Linked DNA regions of Homo sapiens: region 2 is linked to region 1. A link is an interaction called in ENCODE POLR2A ChIA-PET data of the cell type or tissue named here. Cell type or tissue: CD4-positive, alpha-beta T cell. All regions are shown on one strand.

Region 1 (2,500 bases):
TTTCAAGGAAAGCAATTTACTTGCTGACAACTGGCTACATAGACAACACTAGTATCTTGAAGAACAAGGCTAAGTAACTTACCTTGGTAATGGAGCACTGTTTTTCCACTAATGGAACTTGGCTTTCTCCAAAATATGTATTTTTAAGTATTGCCATACTTACTTCATTTAAAAGGGTTTACTAACTTACCTGCAACATTTAAGTGGCACTATATGTGAGACCATCACTTAATATCCTATCCACCATCCGGTAAGTGTCATTTTAAATTACATTGACACTAACAAAGAAAATGCCAGTGTACATCATGTTCCTCACTCATATCTTATTTATACAATCTATGTACATATAAATTGGTGTCATTTATAATCTATACTCAAAGCTGCTTACTAGATCAAATTAACCCAATGACAGTAAATGAAATTATCTGCTCTCTTTGGTTCCCTGATGTGAAATGCTTATAAATCCAAACGTTAAATCTTTAAAGCGATCAGAAGCTCTTCTTCTTAAGTTTCTCAAACGGGTCCTTTCTTCCTCTTGCTCTACCCTCCCCACCTCCTGTAAAGTAGTTAGCAGTATAACTATAAATAACTGTTTGTGTTTATAAGGAGGCTGCTAGTTAGAAACAGATCTGTCAGAAATCCTTATTTAAATCATAGAGCTCTTTCGCACTATGTATAATCAATTCTAATTATGTTGTTTAGTGTAGATACTAATTTATTACATTTTATGAAAGCCTTGTAGAGGGCCACACCACAGACTTAAAAGTACACTTAAGAGTTAATTTCAGGAGACTAATCTGGAAATTGCAAAGACAAGTAATAAAAAAGAAAAAGGAATCACAAACACAAATTCTGAAAACACCTGACAGGTTCAGGACTTGTGTAAATGGTATGGTCAAGAAAGGCCAACAGGACGAGGAAAGGTTTTGTCTTCCCCTTTATCACTGGATTCTAGATGTCAATTAAAATTAAAAAGCAAATCTTGATCCACTGTATTATCTATATTGGATTACTTCACATGAATAGTTGAGCATTTTTAAAAAGTTAACAATTGGCCAGGCACAGTGACTCACACCTCTAATCCCAGCACTTTAGGAGGCCGACGTGGTTGGATCACTAGAGATCAGGAGTTCAAGATCAGCCTGGCCAACATGGTGAAACCTGGTCTCTAATAAATATACAAAAATTAGCTGGGCATGGTGGTGCACACCTGTAATCCCAGCTACTCAGGAGGCTGAGGCAGGAGAATTGCTTGAACCCGGGAGGTGAAGGCTGCAGAGAGCTGAGATCCCACCACTGCACTCCAGCCTGGGCAACAGAGTGAAACTCCGTCTCCAAAAAAAAAAAAAAAAAAAGTAACAATTTTCTTCTAAAGACAAAACTGAATAGGCCTAATTTAGATCTCTATATTCTCTGCTCTACTCTTCTGTACCTTTAGAACTGTTTGAGAGAAAACTTCAAAAGGGAAACAGGGACTCCACAGCTTTACATGCAGTGAACAGGAAATAAGACCCGAACAACATGCATATATTACAAGAGCTCATAAGCTGCACACGCCATAACAAACACTGGCCTAGAAGACTCACTTACAAAAGCTGGCACATATGCACATGTGCACACTCACACACTTGGCGTACAGCTGCCAGAACCCAGCTCTTCATTGTATTCCCTGAAGTTCCCAAGTTAAAAGCACAGTCTTTAGAGGTAGAGACAGGGCCTTTCCTTAATTATGGTCACGGTACTAAGTAATAAACATATGAATTCAGAATGTGAAATGCTTATACCTTTTCCTCAATTAATGAAAGAACTAAAAACAGAGTATTACAAACACACAGTTTACTTATTCACAGGCACTAGTCTCATGCCTAAGGTGGCATTAAGGATTTATAATGAATAGAAGGGAAACAGATGGCATTTTCTGCTATTATTCACCAGAAGATGGCTTCTGCCTGGATAGGTTTGGAGGGAATTCAGTACACAATGAACTATGACAGGCAAAGGAGGCCTTAAACTAAGTTTTGTACAATGTGGTCAACTGATACTGTATGTTAGATTTTTCCTCCAAGTATGTTTTCAATAAGAGTAACACTTGTCATTTGGACATAACTCTACAATTTACCAAGTGCTTTCATGCAAACATTTTGTCTTGCTTGAACTCACAACAATCCAATGATGTGCACAGAATCCATCACTTTCATTTTAAAGATGAAATAACTCAAGCATGAGACATTGGTTAACTGCCCAAAGCCACAGAGCTAGCAAGCAATGCAGACAAGTTTTTGCAGGGTAAGGCATCAAAGGAGGGAGAGAAGCTTTCAGAGAACAGAGAGCTATGGTCCCTCATGGATCTAGAAATATATATATATATATATATATATATATATATATATATATATATATATATAATGGAAACAGAATTATTCCATTGTTTCTCATGTTTATATCTTAAAAGGTTAATGAAGATATTCTTATCCAGTAATCAACTGCCACCCACCCACCA
Region 2 (2,500 bases), 120 kb after region 1:
CAAATCTCATATCGGTGCTTGATACCAGCTTGAGCTTTCTTTATGGTTCAAACCAATAGGACAATTTGCTGAGGCCTAGGAGCCTCCCCTCCAGAGAATCCCTGATCTCCCAAAATTTGGTCAAGTTCTAAAGTTTATTTTGCTGTACAATTCTTTTTTTGCAGTCTTACTTGCTTCCAACAAGGAATGCAAGTTTTCCTGCTTCTAGGATGATGGAAGGCACCTAACTCCTTTCTGGAGTTTGAGCTCATTTCTAACAGGGAAGGCAAGTTTAAATTCTTTCCTGCTTCTAGGATGGTAGAGAGCAATCTTCTGCCTAAGACCTATCTCTAGTAAGTAGCTGAATTGGGGTTTTGTCTTAGCTGAAGTTAAGATTAACAACCAGCTGTTCCTAATTTCTCCTTACTATTAAAGTGCTCAGTAATCATGTTGTTAGGGTTTTTTTGGTTGTTGTTCTGATCTTTCTCCCATCAGATTTGACCAGCTCTACCTGACTTGGTCAAATCTGAATGAGAATTCTAAATTATGGGTAACAAGACCTCTCTGAATTGGCTAAAATTTCTCACAGCTGCAAGAGAGGGGAAAAAAAAACACAACATGCACGTTTGCTATCCTTGCTTCCTGTCTTAAAAACTTTTTTTCTTTCGTTTACTTTTCTTCCGCCCTATACCTCCTTCCCCCTTCACTATCTTTAGTACCAATAAAAACCTAGAGGAGGCTTCCAATGACTCAAACCCCTTAAAGTATTCAGAACAAAGGCACCACCCGCCCCTTTTTGGGGTGTTCCATTTTCTTTGTGGAGTTTCAAGAGTCATGAGCAGATTCTTCTTAGGTCTGAAGCTCTGCTCTCCTGTATTGTAAGACCTGACCTCTTTGGCTTTTGGGGGTACCAGAGATTACCTTATACCGGGAGAGGATTTGACCTTAGTGTGTATAATGGTGGATGAGAGTACAAAGTTAGAGGTGGCTGAGGACAATTTACAGGAAGTGGTCTTAGCTGTTTTTTTTTTTTTTTCTCCTAGGAAGTTATTGTTTAGGACCCTAATTCTAGTTCAGAGGTACATTCTAAAGGGTGTCTTCTCCATTGCCTTTCCTCCTGAAATTAATCTCAATTGGCTAGTGTGAGCATTTTGCATGAGGAATTGAACTATTGTTTTCACAGATAAATGGGAGAATGAGTTTCCTCAGCTTCAAAGAGAAAGGGCATTTTGCACCTCCCAGCTGAAAGGTGCCCCTGGGTGACTGGAGGGCAAGTGGGAGTGTCTTGGGGGGTTGACCCCCCCATGACATGCAGCAACCCTACAGGGAACCCCCAACAAAATTAGTTTAAAAAGCCTCATTCAGGAAGTGCATATAGGAGCTGGTCACCCTGCATTTTGATTTTGAGCCTCTTGGAGGTGCTAGAACTACACAGAGAGAAACTGAGACACGTAAGAGGGTGGAAATGGCTCAGTGGTGACACACTGTAGAGTCTCACCCGCAACCAGCACACTTTGACACACTCCACTAAAATGCTAGGCCACAGCTCAGTTCGTCCCTTAAAATAAAAAATAAATAAATAAAAAAGGCCGGGCACGGTGGTTCATGCCTGTAGTCTCAGCACTTTGGGAGGGATCATGAAGTCAGGAGTTCGAGACCAGCCTGGCCAACATGGTGAAAACCTGTCTCTACTAAAAATACAAAAAAACTAGCTGGGCATGGTGGCACGCACCTGTAGTCCCAGCTACTCAAGACGCTGAGGCAGGAGAATCACTTGAACCCAGGAGGTGGAGGTTGCAGTGAGCCGAGATTGTACCATTGCACTCCAGCCTGGGCAATAGAGGGAGACTCCGTCTCAAAAAAAAAAAAAAAAAAAAAAAAAAGGGTGGGAAACAAATAATCTAAGAATAAGGAAAAACAAGGAGAATGACCCTCTTTCAGGCACTCTGTTGGTTTTATGGTGCCTCTTCTTGCAAGTATTTTTGTAAAATGAACATATATGGTATTTTCATGCACAATTACAGCAAGAAAAATTCAGAGCCCAAAAGTCGATCTGCAACTATAAAGTTCCTAAGTTCTCTATCTCTCTGCTTTCTTCTCTGCCTCTGCCTGCTTTAAGTCTGCTGTTACATTTCTCCTGAGATAAAATCCACTGTTTGCATCCAGACATTTATTTTTGTTATTGTTTCTGCAGGACAATGTGTTTGTATTAATATTTCATGGCTAGAGTTCTGAAGTAAAAGCTATAGGATTTTTGGTTGTATGAGTATGTATGTGTGTGTTTATGTGTACATACACATTTTGTTGTGTTTTTCGCTACAAGGTATGACAATGGCTTAAAGAGTACTCATAAATTAAATGATAAACCCAAATGCTTTTCAAGTTCACACGACTTAAGTCTTTAATAAGCTAGTTTTAAAATTACTGGTAAAGCAATATTAGAAATGTCTTAAGAATTGCCAGCATACATTTTTGTTTGCATTTATTGATCAAGCAATTTCATACTTATCCCTGCCAAATA

The links. Peaks named below come from ENCODE experiments on the same cell type or tissue, not always from the same donor. Only the 100,000 strongest peaks of a DNase experiment are listed, where the experiment ranks them.
Region 2: POLR2A ChIA-PET joins it to region 1 with 16 read pairs; 12 of 35 experiments call an interaction of 5 or more read pairs at or near these places.

Annotation. Positions count from the first base shown.
Region 1 is chr9:99,134,708-99,137,207 of GRCh38, reverse strand. All of the region lies in intron 3 of TGFBR1 (transforming growth factor beta receptor 1), which reads right to left. Among named protein-coding and RNA genes, the nearest start is that of TGFBR1, 31 kb to the right of the region's middle. In CD4-positive, alpha-beta T cell, no CTCF peak of the experiment used is centred here; DNase peaks (open chromatin) are centred at 1,507 and 2,237; H3K27ac peaks cover 802 bases.
Region 2 is chr9:99,012,066-99,014,565 of GRCh38, reverse strand. All of the region lies in intron 9 of COL15A1 (collagen type XV alpha 1 chain), which reads right to left. Among named protein-coding and RNA genes, the nearest start is that of COL15A1-AS1, 69 kb to the right of the region's middle. In CD4-positive, alpha-beta T cell, no CTCF peak of the experiment used is centred here; a DNase peak (open chromatin) is centred at 1,325; H3K27ac peaks cover 988 bases.